2 separate regions of the Homo sapiens genome follow, and region 1 is linked to region 2. Evidence: read pairs that join two places in POLR2A ChIA-PET (ENCODE). Cell type or tissue: Panc1. All regions are shown on one strand. Links, peaks and the distances in the headings refer to the core of each region. The heading gives the core; the rest is flanking DNA. Region 1 holds the start of C1QTNF4 (C1q and TNF related 4). Region 2 overlaps CELF1 (CUGBP Elav-like family member 1).

Evidence for each region. ChIA-PET counts read pairs that join two places held together with the same protein. Peaks named below come from ENCODE experiments on the same cell type or tissue, not always from the same donor. Only the 100,000 strongest peaks of a DNase experiment are listed, where the experiment ranks them.
Region 1: POLR2A ChIA-PET joins it to region 2 with 10 read pairs; 6 of 35 experiments call an interaction of 5 or more read pairs at or near these places.

What each region holds. Positions count from the first base shown.
Region 1 is chr11:47,591,508-47,599,968 of GRCh38, reverse strand. It overlaps C1QTNF4 (C1q and TNF related 4), which reads left to right and starts at 5,558. Exons shown (of 2, transcript NM_031909.3): 1 at 5,558-5,821. In Panc1, for the core only: no CTCF peak of the experiment used is centred there; no DNase peak of the experiment used is centred there; H3K4me3 peaks cover 628 bases.
Region 2 is chr11:47,496,825-47,505,285 of GRCh38, reverse strand. It overlaps CELF1 (CUGBP Elav-like family member 1), which reads left to right. Exons shown (of 15, transcript NM_001376376.1): 2 at 4,354-4,425; 3 at 5,682-5,833. The coding sequence starts at 5,763. Among named protein-coding and RNA genes, the nearest start is that of RAPSN, 52 kb to the right of the region's middle. In Panc1, for the core only: no CTCF peak of the experiment used is centred there; no DNase peak of the experiment used is centred there.

The DNA.
Region 1 (8,461 bases), core at 3,657-6,156, 94 kb before region 2:
GCAGAAGGGGCCCAGGGGATTCAGTTCTGCCTTCTAGGAAGGCCAGTGTTGGGATCTTAGAGCCCTGCTGGGAAAAAGGCCAGGGGAGAGTTGGGAACTTGGTCTTCACAAGCACTCCCAGCTTCCCCTCTCCGGGGTCATTTACCAAGTGCTCAGAGGAATTGGAACCAAGGGCAATGGGGCCAGGAGCGTGACCAGGAACCCTAAAGTCTGCTCCCCTGGAGGGCTGAAATCTCCGAGAAAGGCAGGGACTCAGCGCCCAGACGTATGTTTCTCCTGCTGGCATCTCTGCTTGGCTAACATTCCTCCTCTTTCATTTCTCCCTGGGGCATGTTGTTGTCTTTCTCATTAATTTCCCCTCAACTCCCAGCAAGGTCCCTAGACTGTGAGCTTTGCTAATTCCCTGTAATCCACTGGCAAAGCAGGAAGCTAATTAAATTGTGAGCTGTGTGCTCACTCTGTCAGTCTCTGAATCTCTCTTCTCAGTCCCTCTCCCATCTGTCTCTTCCTTTCTCACTGCCCCTGGATAGTTTACTTTCATCTGGACACTTTCAGTATCTTCTCACCCATCTGCCTTCCTCTCCCCTCTTCTTTCTCCTGCTTTTCAATCTGCAGAGTAATCTTCTTAAAATACAGCTTTGAGCACACCTTCTTCTCCTCTACTGTAAGGTAAAAGCTCCTTAGCTCAGCAGTTAAGCCCCACACTCCTTACCATAACTTCCCATCACAAACCCTTATCCACAACCAAGCCTGGTACATTTCCTTCCCTAAGCTCCACCTACGCCACCTCCTCACCTTGGTTCACATTCTTATCTTTGACTGGATCCCACCCCCTCACTCCTCCATCTCCACTTCCATCTCACCCTGTCAAAATCCTCACCATTATTTAGAAAGAGCCTCTTCAGGCCGGGCACGGTGGCTCACGCCTGTAATCCCAACACTTTGGGAGGCCGAGGTGGGTGGATCACGAGGTCAGGAGATCGAGACCATCCTGGCCAACACGGTGAAACTGTCTCTACTAAAAATACAAAAAAACTAGCTGGGTGTGGTAGTGCACACCTGTAGTCCCAGCTACTCAGGAGGCTGAGGCAGGAGAATCGCTTGAACCCAGGAGGCAGAGGTTGCAGGGAGCTGAGATCATACCACGCACTACAGCCTCTGTCTTAAAAAATAAAAATAAAAAGGCTGAGAGAGAATCAGAGAAAGGGAGGCTGCAGAGTATACTGGTTAAGGACTGGGTTTGGGAGCCAGATAGCTCTGAGTTTAAATCCTACTCCTGCATTAACTTTTCTGATCCAGAAGGGACACATGGCCCTAAGAAGGGCTGCATGGCCCTAAGAAGGGTTGTGGCTGCCCTAGGTTGGCTTCCAGCCTTCCCCAGCTCTCCTGCGGCATCCCTGTGTGGCTCATCCCACCCTTACCATGCCTCTTGTCTTCCCCATAGTCTTGGGGCCCAAGCTTTTCAAGCTGGTGAAGGAGAGAGTTGTGATCCCAAGAAGCGGAGTGAGCGAGCGGGGAAATGAGACAAAGAGAGGAAACAGAATAAAGTGCACAGATAGGCCGGGCGCAGTGGCTCACACCTGTAATCCCAGCACTTTGGGGGGCCAAGATGGGTGGATCACGAGGTCAGGAGATCGAGACCATCCTGGCTAACACAGTGAAACCCCATCTCTACTAAAAATACAAAAAAAAAAATTAGCCGGGCGTGGTGGCGGGCGCCTGTAGTCCCAGCTACTCAGGAGGCTGAGGCAGCAGAATGGCGTGAACCCGGGAGGCGGAGCTTGCGGTGAGCCAAGATCGCGCCACCGCACTCCAGCCTGGGCGACTGAGCGAGACTCCGTCTCAAAAAAAAAAAAAAAAGCGCACAGATACCAGTGGGTTTTCACCATGGAGAACTTAACTCTGCTGGAGTCTCTCTGAGTCTGAAACATGACCTGGAATTGGGAATTGGAATGCTCCCATCGAGGGACCAGAAAGCTGGGGTATTTACCCCTAACTCTGGACCATTGGCTGATGGTTGCTCTGGGGGTATTAACTCTACAGCCCTTTGGGCCTGCCCCACACTAACTCCCATAGCTGAAAATGCCCTCAGGAGGGACACAGGAAGTAGGCGCCTGGTCAGGAACTGTCTGTGGGTGCCCTCCTGGTAGGCCTGGAGGTGTGGGTGGGCCACTGACAGCATCTACTACACTCAGTGAAAGGAACCTGCTATTAAAATTATTGTTGTTGGCTGGGCACCGTGGCTCACGCCTGTAATCCCAGCATTTTGGGAGGCCGAGGCAGGTGGATTACTTGAGGTCAGGAGTTCAAGACCAGCCTGGCCAACGCCATCTCTACTAAAAATACAAAAATTAGCCTGGTGTGGTGGCATACGCCTGTAATCCCAGCTACTCAGGAGGCTGAGGCAGGAGAATCACTTGAACCCAGGAGGCGGAGGTTGCAGTGAGCCGAGATCGCACCATTGCATTCCAGCTTGGGTGACAAGAGTGAAACTCCATTTCAAAAAATAAAAATAAATAAAAATTATTGTTGTTTATTAGCTGCCACGTGGTGGCAGGCTGACGGGGGAGGATCACTTAAGCCCAGGCTGCAATGAGCCAAGATCGTGCCACTGCACTCCAGCCTGGGTGACAGAGTAAGAACCTATCTCAGCCAGGCGCAGTGGCTCACTCCTGAAATCCCAGCATTTTGGGAGGCTGAGGCGGGCGGATCACCTGAGGTCAGGAGTTTGAGAACAGCCTGACCAACATGCAGAAACTCCATCTCTACTAAGAATACAAAATTAGCCAGGGTGGTGGTGCATACCTGTAATCCCAGCTACTCAGGAGGCTGAGGCAGGAGAATCACTTGAACCTGGGAGCGGGAGGTTGCGGTGAGCCAAGATTGCTCCATTGCACGCCAGCCTGGGCAACAAGAGCAAAACTCCATCTCAAGAAAAGAAAAAAGAACCCGTCTCAATTTATATATATTTTAATGTTAATTTTTTTAACTTTTTTTTTAAGTGATGGGGACAGCTGGGCGCGGTGGCTCACGCCTGTAATCCCAGCACTTTGAGAGGCCAAGGCGGGCGGATCACGAGGTCAGGAGTTCCAAGACCAGCCTGACCAACATGGTGAAACCCCGTCTCTACTAAAAATACAAAATATTAGTCGGACATGGTGGCGCGCTCCTGTAATCCCAGGTACTCAGGAGGCTGAGGCAGGAGAATCGCTTGAACCCGGGAGGCGGAGGTTGCAGTGAGCCAAGATCGCAGCATTGCACTCCAGCCTGGGCAACAGAGCGAGAGTCTGTCTCAGAAAAAAAAAAAAAAAAGAGAGAGAGAGATGGGGTCTCACTCTGTTGCCCAGAGTGGTCTCAAACTTCTGAGCTCAAGCGATCTTCCCACCTTGGCCTCCCAAAGTGCTAATATCATAGGCGTAAGCCACCATGCCCAGCCATACCCGTCTCAATTAAAAAATAAATAAAATAATTGTTGTTTAAGACCAGCCTGGGCAACAGAGTGAGACCTCGTCTCTACAAAAAATTTTAAAAAAAATTAGCCAGGCATGGTGACCTGCACCTGTAGTCCCAGCTACCTGGGAGGCTGAGGTGGGAGAATCACTTGAGCCCGCAAGGTCAAAGCTGCAGTGAGCCAAGATCATACCATTGCACTCCAGCCCAGGTGACACAGCAAGACCCTCTCTCAAAAATAAATAAAATTGTGGCTGCAAAACAAGAGAGGAGGGAGCAGGGACTATAACCAGCCTAGGGCTTTTCTCTGGATCCTGCTGCCACCTCTTCTTAACTCCCATTCTGGAGCCCACCCATCTGCCTTACACCCACCAGCTCATGGCATCATCTTTCTCTATATCCCTTTCCCAGTGGCTTCCTCCCTATCCCAGTCCCCTGATGCAAATCCTGATGTCATCTGCCCCAGCCACCCATCTCTACCTCAACCCTCACTTCTCTGGTGAGAACTCTTGTGGATCCAGGGAGTGTCAAATCCCAGCCTGAACCAAACCTCAACTGAGATTATATTATCCTATAATATACCTTCTCCCCTCCCCTCCCCTCCCACCATTGGAATCACCCTCAGGAGAGCAGCTCCACTCTTCTCATCCAGAAGGGGCCCATGGCCCTAAGAAGGGCCATAGATTGCCATAGGTTGGCTTTTGGCATCCCCCAGCTCTCCTTCGACATCCCTGTGTGGCTCATCCCACCCTTACCCTGCTTCTTGTCCTCCCCACAGTCCTGTGGCCCAAGCTTTTCAAGTTGGTGAAAGAGACAGTTGTGATCTGACAAGGGCTAGACAGGTGCTTCACCCTCTGTCACCAAATACCCTCATTATCCAGCCCAAAACACCTCCATTCATTCCTTTCTATTCTGGCACATATTCGTTAATTCATTCCATCATTCACCTAACACCCTTGAAGCAGAGCCAATCACCTCTACCAACATCTTCCTAGAGACAAATAGATTAACTGGGGTGGGGTAAACTTTGAGAGCTCCAAAAGGAAAGCTCCAGAGGACGGGGGTTCTGCAGGGGTCCAGGCCTCTCAGGGACCACAGAGCAGACCTGCAGCAGAGGCAGAATTAGAGCCCATGGCTCTGGAGTCAACCAGGGCCAGGCAGAGGGCACCAGCTCTTGGCTGCTGAAAGTAGAGCTCTTCAAAAGTCATCCACTCAGTCAGCATCTACTGAGTGCCAGGCAGTGTCGTCACCTCTACAGCCGTCAGGGGAGAGAACAGCAGCCTAGAGAAAGGGAGTCTGAGCCCCCATCCCACGGGCTCGAAGCCCAGAGTAGAGGCCAGCACTAGTGCCTCTGGTGAGTATTACCATGGGAAGACCGCTGTTCCCAGCCCGGGTGCCCTGCTGGACTCTTGCTAGCCTGGCCCCAGCGAGGCAGGGCATCAGTTTCCCTCTCCAGAGGCCTTTCTTCCCCACCTATTGCCCTCTCAATCCTGTCCCTTCTTGCAGGAGCAACCTTCCCAGCAGAAAATTCCATTCTGCCCCAAGGACTCTCCTCCTTACTGCCCCTCACCCCGGGGAACGCAGGCTGCCCCTCTGATGCCTGCAGACTCCCTTCTCCCTCTTTCCTAACCGACCGTGGGCATTTTCCAATTTGGAGGTGAGGAGGAAAAACTAGGTTATTTTCAGCTCTTCCTTTACTGGCAACATTGACCCATTTATCCTTCTCTTCCTTCAGACCTCTCCCCCAAGGCCACTTAGCTTGGACATCTGTCCCAGCCAAAATCTCACCTTCCACTGTCCTTGCAGCCCAAAGGCTAGTCCAGCCTCTGAGTCCAGCTCTAGCCCTCTCTCCCCACACTAGGAAGGAAGCTGGACTGTAGAGCGCTCTGGGCCACCCCGCGTTAGCTGCTGCCTCTGGCCTCAGTTTCCCCAACTGCTCAGATTAATGATGCCTGCTCTCTAGACCCAGAGGACGAAGCTCTAAGGAGGTCACAGATGAGGAAGGGTCCAGTGCTCGGCGCAGACTCCGTGCGGAGCCCCTAGGCCCCGCAGCTCGCCCCTCCCTCTCCCCTACTCCCCTCCTCTCCCCCTCCCGTCTCTCCCCCGCCTCTTCGCTCTCGCTCGGCTCCCTCTCTAGCTGACCTTCCCTTTCCCTCACGCCTCCCCACGCCCGGCCCCTGGCCCCAGCACCCTGTCCGCTGCCGCCTCAGAGCCGGGAAAAGCAGCCGGAGCCCCCGCCGCCCCTGCCGCAGCGCGGGCGGTCAGCGCGCAGCCCGGCACCCGCAGCCTGCAGCCTGCAGCCCGCAGCCCGCAGCCCGGAGCCAGATCGCGGGCTCAGACCGAACCCGACTCGACCGCCGCCCCCAGCCAGGTGAGGGCAGCTGAGGGGAGGCAGGGAGCCGAGGTTCCCCCTTTACTGGAAGCGAGGGCTGGGGAGGCGCGGGGAAATTGGGTCCTTTTTCCTTGAAAGGAGGACCTGGGAGCCTTTTCGTGAAACAGGCACAAGGGCTTTCATTCCAAAGGGATGGATGGATGGAGGGAAGGTCTCGGGGGAGAGGGATTGGTTTTTGTTTTTTAAAAATAAGGATTAATTGGCTTCTGTGAAAGTGGGACTTCTTGGAAGGATGAGGGGCTTTCAAGGTAGGTTGGGGAGGGGGCTCTGGCAGGGCTTGAGGGAAGGGTTAACTGGTGAGTGGCAGGGCAAGGGGGAACTCTGCGATCCCCTCAGCCTGACATCGCTGCACCTCCCGCCTTGGCTCCGGGGCTCTGGGTCTCTCCAGCTCTGTGTCCCAGTTTTTCTCTTTGAAGATGACTATTTTGAACCCCACCTGGACAGAGCCAGGAACAGCCATTTCCTTCCCTGGAGCTATGACACCCACCTGACACACCCTCCCACACCTCTGACCTGCTCAGGGAAGGGGGTTCAGGGAAGGACGAGGATCCAGGGATCTGGGAATTGGGCAGTGTGGGTGAAACGGAGGCTGGGTACTGGGTGCACAGGAAGACCCTTGGCACTGGTGGGGTGCACCAGCCTTGGTCAGGAGGTTGCTGGGCAGCTGCTTCTGGGGCAGGACCCACTAGGAAAGCAGCGGTATGGAAAAGCTGAGCTGTTTTCCGTGTTCCCAGAAGACAAAACACTAGAGAATGTGTTTGCTTGCTTTTGTTTGGTTTTGCTTTCTGTCTTCCTCACCCTGGATCCCAAGACTCATTCCTCTGATCTCCTCTCCTAGTTTTGCAAAAAGGTAAACTGAGGCACAGAACAAATTGGCTGGACATACCTGTGTCTAGGAGGGAAGAGTGACAGGAAGGCATACGGAATTTGAGTCAAAAAACCTCAGTGCTCCATGGGTGACCTTGGGCCAAAATGCTTTCCCTTGTTGGGCCTCAGCTTTCTCATCTATAAAATGGGAGACGGCCCACCTGTCTTGTAGGTTTGCCAAGACCATGTGTCTAAAAGAACTTTGTAAAAGGGAATGCACTGGACACTTGTGAGGTGCCATCTTCACCACTGTGGATGGCCCCTTCCCTCCTCCCTGTCCTAACCAAGGGACACCTAACTAATCCATAGGACACCTTTGTGAGAATTACAAAAAGCACCTCCTCTGGAAGGAGACAGCATTCAGTTGGCTAGCAACTTGGGGTCTTTAGTATGAGAATGAGAAGGTGGCATACTTTACGCCAGGTGCTGCTCTAACATGTGGAGTGTGAGCTAGATTCTAGCTGGGACGTTCTGCACATCTACACCTGACAACCCTTCTCAGCAGGTCCCTGCTGTCTCTAAGAGACACAGAGCTACACATACAGGGCATTTTCTAAAGCAGCCCACATCCCAGGCTGTCTCCAGCTCATTTCTTTCCTGTTTTGTTTCCACATCAGGGCTTTTGGGTATTCAAGCCCCAAAGCACGTGCCCTACTAGGAAGCAGGATGGAATCCCTACATCAGAGAGTGACTCCTTTGAGTTAAGCAGTGCCTTCACCAAGCTCTCAGGGGTAGGAGTGACTGAGTCCCTAAACCCTTACGTCAAGAACTGGACCAGATCACTTTTGTCAGGGCAACCGACAGAAGCATCTGCACACCTCAGCACTGCCGTTGACAAACCATGTTCACACCTATCTCAGCACACCCCCACAGCAAGCCTGTGTGTGAGGTCTCTTCCCCATTTACATGGAGGAAGCCATGCCCAGAGAAGTTAGGGAACCTGCCCAAGGTTTCACAGTGTGAGTGGTAGAGCCAGGACCTGAACCCAGATCTGGCTATCTGTCCTCTCCAATCCATCACTCCCAAGGAACAAAGCTGCTGACTTCACAGCCTTGCCAAAGCCCTGCTGGAATTGTTGCTGTCCCTGTCCATCCCCAGTAGCCCCTGGCTCGCCACTCCTTCTTCTGAGTAACCAGCCTCCAAGCAAAGAGAAAGGAGTCACCTTCTCTTTTACTCTGATTTCAAGGGGGAGGAAGCTACCTCAAAGCCCAACTGTTCTCGCCTCCTCTGTGCAGGAAGGGCCCCTGGTGAGGCCAGGAAAGGGGTCAGGGAGCAGCGATTTCCTTTCCTGCTCAGATGGGGCTTAAACAGTAACGGTCATGCAGAGCGTTGACACAGAGAGCCAGTGCCTGCGTGAGTGGCAGACCAAGGACCATAAAATAACCACAGGAAAATGCAGCCAACTGGAGCTGAGGGGAACTCAGAGACTCCCCTGAATCCCCCGGGTTACCAGGGCCCCTGAGTGTCAAATGGGAGGTGTAGGGGCAAGCCCAGCAGACAGGGCTGTAGGCCTCTTTAACCAGAGTGTTTCTGCTAGTCTGTGTTCAAGCTTTCACTTAAGAAAGGGGTTTCGGCCGGGCGCGGTGGCTCACGCCTGTAATCCCAGCACTTTGGGAGGCCGAGGCAGGCGGATCACAAGGTCAAGAGATCAAGACCATCCTGGCCAACATGGTGAAACCCTGTCTCTACTAAAAATACAAAAATTAGCTGGGTGTGCTGGGTGCAAGCCTGTAGTCCCAGCTACTTGGGAGG
Region 2 (8,461 bases), core at 2,999-5,498:
CAACTAAGAAATGCACTTAAGTTCCAGAACTAGTGTGGGATCTGAAAGTATGACTTGATTGGAAGGGTGGTCACAATTTGACAGGACTGTTGGGTCAGTGTTACTGACAGATACTCCAAGGAAGGCTCTGAGGCTATACTATTGCTGAGTACACAGCAGTAGTACAGAGCTGAGTACAGAGTCTTTCTGTGATTAAGGATAGGGGAGGAAATGGAAAACTTTTTCGTTTTCAAAATGGTGATGTTTTTGTCATATCCTTTCAGTATACTGTATGTGGTAATTTTACAGGCAAGGCAACTTGTACACAACAAATTATTAAATGTAGTGCTTTTTTGGTACAGTGATTTTAGATTTGAAATGGAAATTTTTTTTTTTTTTTTTTTGGTGACAGAGTCTCACTCTATCGCCCAGGCTGGAGTGCAATGGCATGGTGTCGGCTTACTGCAACCTCCGCCTCCTGGGTTCAAGCGATTCTCCTGTCTCAGCCTCCCAAGTAGCTGGGACTACAGGCACCTGCCACCACATCCGGCTAATTTTTGTATTTTTAGTAGAGATGGGGTTTCACCATGTTGATCAAACTGGTCTAGAACTCCTGACCTTAGGTGATCTGCTCACCTCGGCCTTCCAAAGTGCTGGGATTAGAGGCGGTGAGCCACCGCGCCCAGCCTGAAATGGAGGTTTTTTATGTTTTATTTATTTTGTTTTGTAAGGCAGGGTCTCACGCTGTTGCCCATGCTGGAGTGTAGTGGTGCGATCAAGTATCACTGCAGCGTTGACCTTCCTGGGGTCAGGTGATCCTCCCACTTCAGCCTCACAAGTAGCTGGGACTACAGGTGGGCACCATCATGCCTCACTATTTTTTGTATTTTTTTGTAGAGATGGCGCCATGTTGCCCAGGCTAGTCTTGCCTGAGCTCAAATGATGCTCCTGCCTTGGCCTCCCAAAGTGCTGGGATTACAGGCGTTTCCCACTGTGCCCAGCCAGAAAAATTCTTTTTACAATATTTCTATTTCTTCTTTAACCCCCCTCCCCCACCATTCAGAAATTTTTACATTGTCTAGATTCTTATGGAAAACTTATTTTGTTGTTTTGTTTTTTGTTTGTTTGTTTTGAGACAGGGTCTTATTCTGTTGCCCAGGCTAGAGTGCAGTGGCTCAATCTTGGTTCACTGCAGCCTTGACCTCCTGGGCCCAGTCACTCCTCCTGCCTCAGCCTCCTGAGTAGCTGAGACTACAGTATGCATCACCACACTCAGCTAATGTTTTGTATTTTTTTGTAGAGATAGGTCTCTCTTTGTTGGTCAGACTAGTCTCAAACTCCTGGGCTTGAACAGTCTGCCCACCTTGGCCTCCCAAAGTGTTGGGAATATAGGCGTGAAGCCTGTGTTCTTGCCCCGTAAATTATTCTTAACCGTCACATTTTGTAACAATAACAGAAATCTTCCACAAAGTGAAATGCCACAGAGATAATTACCAGTTTGTGTCACCATATTTTACCTATGCAAGCAAGGTACTTGGCTGGGAGCTCAGGAGACCCAGTAGTTATATTAGAAATACTCGATTTTAGAAATGAAATTTAGGTCCAAAAAGGTACTGTGCAAAAATTTAAGTTACTGTAGTTGGTTATTTTCAAGTATCAATTGCTTACTTTTTTTCTCTCTTATGAAACTTGGGGGTAAAATACCCAGTCCACTTAGCAGCAATCTGAGGTTATAACCATTCCCTAGATTTTTGCAATTTGAATTCCCTCATATAGATTGATGGTGATTTTTAATGACATTGATTCCCTTTTCAGTAGTAGCTTCTAATCTCCTCTGTGCTTATATAACTAGACTTTACTTTATTGCCCTTTCAAACATACTTAGATTTATTGGGGTGGAAGTGTAAAATCTGTTCACCTGTTGTAGAACTCCCTGGTTATATCTATCAAGGTAGACATTTGCATATGCCAACTAGGCTTTTTTGCTTAACTGTGCTTTTGTTTGCTTTTTCATCCTTTTGGCAAAACATACTGTGATTGCTAGCCTTTCTCTTTTCTAATCCAGTTTTACATCTTCCTGTTAAGTTTATACTATTCCTATATCCTAAATGCAATGAATGCTGTTCTTTTGAGTGTTTTTCTTACCTATATTGATCACTTTTAATGATTTGGGTTCTTAATGTTACAGCAGGCTGACTACTCCTACCTTCACTTAATCAGGCTTTGAATTGTTGCTCTTTTAAAAAGTAGAGAATATTCAAGGCAGAGAATACTGAGACAGACGGACAACCAGGGAGAGAAGAGGAAACCATGAAAGTACATTCAGAGTGAAAGGAACAGGTGATGAAAAGAGGCTGAGGGAAAGTTAAGGCCTTCTTTTGCAGCAGACCCTTGGTTATAACCCCTCCTGTCACCTCTGTATTTCTAATGCTTCCTTTGTGGGAAAAGCCTGGAATGTCTATCTGATTTTTTTTTGAGACAGAGTCTCACTCTGTCGTCCAGGCTGGAGTGCAGTGGCGCAATCTCAGCTCACTGCAACCTCCGCCTCCCGGGTTCAAGTGATTCTCCTGCCTCAGCCTCCCGAGTAGCTGGGATTACAGGCATGTGCCACCACGCCCAGCTAATTTTTTGTATTTTTAGTAGAGACAGGGTTTCACCGTGTTAGCCAGGATGGTCTCGATCTCCTGACCTCATGATCCACCTGCATCGGCCTCCCAAAGTGCTGGGATTACAGGCTTGAGCCACCGTGTCCGGACTAATTAAGACATTAAACACACACACACACATACACACACACGCACACACGGGCAGTTTTTTGTGAATAACTTTCTTTTAATTCTACTTTTAAATTTCCCTTAATATTTGCATTTTTGTATTCCCATAATTGCTTTTATCACTTAACTTCATAACCTCTTTCTAAAATTGACTTGTGATTAATTTCTGTGCTCTCTTTTCCCAAAGTATGTTGAATTTAATTATACTGAGATAACTCTGGTGACCTGCCTGAGAAGAAGTGCCCTCTTTCATGTAATAACATTTCCATCTTGTAGGTTTTTAAAGCGGTGTTGCTTTATAAATCATAAAATGGACTTTAATAGCAGTATAAGCACAGAGAATTTATGGGCCCTGCTTTCTATTTTCAACTGCTTTATAAATTGGGCCTCTGGAGACTTCTTTTGAACAAAAGTTCTATGACTGGGAAAAAATGATTTTAAGACATTACTCTAAATCATATTTCCCAGCCCTTGGCTTGGTGGAAACTATTTTAAGGAGAGCACATCTTTTCATACATTGGACAGTGCCTGGCAACTCAGTAATGTCTCCATTTAAGTAGTCTTTTGTTATAGATGTGATTCTGATTTGAACTAGAGATACAATTAGATTTCATATGTTTTTAGGAAATATTAAAAACACAATAACCTTGAAATTTAGGTAAGTTCCTTGAAATTTATTGAATCCTTTTTAAAGGATTTTTTTTTGGTGGGGGAGACGGAGTCTTACTGTCGCCCAGGCTGGAGTGCAGTGGCGTGATCTCAGCTCACCACAGCCTCTGCCTCCTGGGTTCAAGCTATTCTCCTGCCTTAGCCTCCCGAGTAGCTGGGGTTACAGGCGTGTGCCACCTCGCCCAGCTAATTTTTTTTTTTGATATTTTTTAGTAGAGATGGGGTTTCACTATCTTAGCCAGGCTGGCCTTCAACTTCTGACCTCAGGTGATCCGCCCGCCTTGGCCTCCCAAAAGTGTTGGGATTGATTACAGGCGTGAGCCACCATGAGCTGTTGTTGCTCAGCCTTTTTAAAGCCTGGAATGTCTTTTTAGAGGAATTCTTGCACTAAAAGATCTAATTTGGTTGTCGACTCAGTTATTCTTTGGTCTAGGCAGCTTTCTATAGGAAGAGGCATGCCATCAGTTCCAATGTACGTAGGAGAAACTAGGACAAACATAGCCAGTAATCTAACCAGCCCCAGCTAGGGTTACCATCTTCTGCCTGACAGGCATGGGCTTGGTAAACTGTGTACTGTGTGTCAGTTGCACAGTCTCCTCTCACTTGCAGTTTGTTTTTGCCGCTTTAATAGGGTGGAAGAGAGCTCCTGCCACTTCTGCCTCTATAGTAGTAAATCAGATGAGCGAGTCTCTGGCAAAAATAGAAAAAGCAGTAAGCTGCTGTTACAGTACAGTTCTAGATTTTGGATGATGACGTCTGGACATGGACAGAAGAGACAGTTTTCACCTTCCTGGGTCAGGTGCAGACAGATGTTAGCCATTGTTACACAGATTAGAACTTCTAGGCCTATGCCATTGTGTGTTGCCTTTCTTTTTTTTTTTTAACGTTAACTCTGTGTGTTTAGTAGTTCATTCGTTTTACTTCTTTGCAGGCTGAACATAACTTCTTTTTTTCAAAGTTCCCTGTGTTGTGAACTGAGCTTGGGTGAAGTGAAATCTTTGAGGTAAGGCAACTCTAATGATAAAAATGGAAAGAAAGCCTGTGAAATTTGGGAGCCTTCAGAGATAACATTTTAGAGTCACTGCCTAAATATTGAAATGCCGCCATTTGTTGTTTGGGGGGATGTGGAGCTAAATTGAGAACGGGAGCACACATCTGCCTTGACTGCTAAGTATATCCATCTCTACTGCTCACCCATAATAGAATTTTTATGTGTGCACTCACTAGTCTTGGTTTTATCAACAGTTTAAAGGAGGAAAAAGAGAATGAAGAGACTTCATTTCTTGGTTTTTCCCTTACATGTTTGAGTGTTGTCCCTGGTAGGCCCTAGTTCTTTTTCATTATTATCACTAAAGTGGCTTTTGTTCTTTGTTTCTTTAGAAAGGACAACAGAGAACTGAAAATACATTATTTCCTAGTATGCTAGTAAGAAGCAGAATATTACTATTCCATTTTTATTTTCTGGCAGATGAAGCTTCAGAGTTAGTAAAGAAAATTTCCCTGTGCCATCTAATGAGTGTTACTGAACAAAGGATTTTTGAAGTCTTTCACCCAGATGAGGAACCATTAGATAGCACACCTTGCTCTAACCATTAGATAGCACATCAAGAAAGCAAGGTCAGTTGAGAAATTGATGCTCTTTTGAAAATATCAAGAAAAAAAAAAAAGCAAGGCTGATCAACTGTAGGCAGTTGTATGTGAGTGGTAAGTTTCTGGTGGCCAGTTTATTCAACCAGTTTGCCTCTGGCCTGCTTCTGATGGTCTTATCATTCCTCTTTATGTGACTGTTCTGAGGTTAGTTTGGACCTAAGCACTGTGCTCATTGCTGTCTTTGGCACATGGAAACGTAAGTTTAAAAGCAAGGCTAACAACCCATTTCTTCGGTGAGCCTTTTCTTGCTTCAGGTAGTTTCAGGCTTTGGGGGACCTTAAAAACTGGTTTGCAGGGAGGAGTTTGGAGGATGTGAAACAAGTTTGTGTTTCTTCTGCTCTGTTAGCCACTGCTATCTTCATGGATCTGACACTATTTATCTGACAGTGCACTTAGTACTGCTTCGCCAGGGAAAATTGCACAAAACAAGCCTGGCGCATCAGCACTTTCATTGTGTGCTGGGCTGAGCCTCCCTTCACATGGTCACATCCCCATTTTAATCCAATACTCCCTTTCCCTACCCCTTCCCCAGTCCTGCCTCTTTCTGTGGCACTTATTGCTGGTTTCCCTGAGCTCCTGTTTCCACTTTGTGTTTTTTGTGGGGCCCAGGAAGCTAAAGCTGTGTGTATTTGTGGATCAGACAAGTGCAGCAAGTTAATATCATTGGCTTCTGAAGGGGAGAGTGAGGTGATGGCTGCGTTTAAGTTGGATTTCCTTCCAGAAATGATGGTGGATCATTGCTCTTTGAATTCCAGTCCCGTGTAAGTATTTTTGTTGTCTAATTTTTATCATAAGCAGAGGAACTGGGCTGTTTTCTTTATTTGATGAAATTGGTTCCTTTTTTTAAGAAGGGGAAGAGAAAAATGGGGAAAGAAGCCAAAACAACCTGAATTCTCTCATGCTATTATTTTCAATTGTAGTCTGTCTCATTACTGCTTATTTCCTCAAGGCTTTAAGTTATTTACATAAAGGTGCACTTGATATATGACCAGCAGCATCAGCTCAAGTGTGCTAGCTCCAATTCCTTTAAGCTGTAGTGTTTTCCTATATGATAGATTACAAGGTATTTTTTTTTTAAACTGTAGCATTGTCGCTTTGGGTTGGACATGCAATTTCAAATAATCTTTTGGGAAGGAAGTATTTTATTATTTTAAATTACTGGATTCTTAGTCTCCTATCACAGAGAAGACTGGTAGCTACAGTCAGTGTGTTTAGTATCATCTACAACATTCTGTATTAACATACAAAGTGCAATCCTGGACCTTGATTCCCCCCACCCCCGCCGAGTCTAATTGAAAATACAGCTCAGCACGTGATTTTAGGAACATCAAATTGTCCTTTACCCTCCAAAAAAAGCAAAACTGGATCAATCTTGATTGGCAATTTGCCCAAATAAATTGTGAGAGTGAGAAACCTTGTTAGCTTGCAGTACTGTCCAAGAACTGCTGTTGTACACAGCCAAAATGCTAACCTAACCCTGAGTTGTAGCTGCTAGGAACCTGAATTCTGGACTTTGTAGAGAAGGACACATTTCCAACCCCTGATTTCAGTCACTGTAACCAGGCTTCAGAGTATTTTGGAACCTCCAGCAAATGAGCTTTAGGTTATTCAAAGCCAAGAATATTAAATGGTAGAATATTCTCTAGATAACAAGTGTTAATGCAAGTCTTTGAGGTTAGGCCTCCATGTGCAAATCAGTCTACCCTGGGATTAGATGTAACAGGTGTGGATAATAGTAGATACCAAACAGTTCTTTGTGGAATAGTTGGGGGGCAGGGCTCAAAGTTAGCTCTTTCTCTCTCTGTTTTTGAAACAGGGTCTTGCTTTGTTGCCCAGGCTGGAGTGCAGTGGCACAGTCACAGTTCACTGTAGCCTCAACCTCCTGGGCTCAAGCAGTCCTCTCGCCTCCGCTTCCCAAGTAGCTGGGACCACAGGCATGCACCACCACCTGGCTAATTTTTAAACTTTTTGTAGATATGAGGTCTCCCTGTGTTGCCCAGGCTGGTCTTGAACTCCTGGGCTCAAGCTATCCTGCTGCCTCGGCACCTGGCCTGTCTTACTCTTTTGAAGTGGATCTTATGCCTCCTCTGTAGTCTCCAAAATTACGGTAATTTAAATGTCTTTTTATGAGAGTTCTTTACTACTAAAATTTTATTTTAGCTGTAACAGGTGAAATTAAAGTGAATATCATGATAAAGATTTAATACATAATAAGGATATTTCCATGTCCCAGGATTTATGATCCTTAGAAACAAGGCTGTTGCTCAAATTGTCTTTCATTGTAATACTTCCTGTGCTTTGCCACTGCCTGGTGTTCAACCCAACATTGACACAGCATTCTTCTCAGCCTGCTTTCTAATCTTTTAAGAGATTGGACCCATTCAATATCCCATTAAATCTGGACCATGGACCACTGCATGAAAGTCACCTGGAACTTAAAAATTCAGATGTTTTTATTCTAGAATAGGACCCCCAAGACTCTAGAAACAAGTGTCCAGCATGTTTTTTTGTGCACACTAAAGTTCGAGAGCTAGTGGACTTAACACAGGTCATTCTCAGAGTCAGTCGGGGAATGGATTGTCAACATTTTTTCCAAGTACGTTTGCATCTGTTTTAGTCACCCATCTTCACCAAAACTTTGCAAGGGTGCCTGGGCGTAGGCCATTGCCCCGATTTTAAACATGAGAAACCCAGTTGAGAGAGAGATTGAGGACAAATAGTAATCAGTGTTGGGCCTGAAGTACAAGTTTAAAGGTAAAGGTCTTTTTATTTTTGCCCACTAGACCAGGCTGCCTCTAGTGTCAGTGAACGGTTAGCCAATGTTCTTGATTCTTCATTGATCACTCTTAAGCTTCCACTGGTGCTACTTTGCCTGCATCCTAAGATATGGATATTTTCATGAGTTGTGTCCCAGACTTTTTTCTTTTCATTCTCCCATTGCTTAAGGGGACACTGATGTGCTTCTCTGCTTCTCAGATCTCTGTTCCCCCAAATGTCTTCTGAGGTCTAAGACTTTATTCTAAATACTGCTCATTGATTACTTTTCATCTAGAGACTTCCCCACAAAAAGTAATTCCCATATTGTCTTCACTAGAACCCAAGAGTTGTTAGTTTCTTTCTCTTCCTCTCCTCCTTGGAGTTCAAGTGAACTCCAGATCCTAGTGTATCCTGGCCCAAAATTCCTCAGTATTGGCTGAGACTGGGTGCTAATCTTAGGTACTAGTTTATGCAAGAGCCTTCTGATCTCCATGTTCCCTGCCTTATTTCATCCTCCAGATTATTTTTAGGTATCTTTTAAAAGGACAGATCTGATCATTCACTTAATCTAAAATCTTGGAATAAACTCCAAACCTGTCTATAACATGGAAAGCCCTTCACTGGGTCTCTCT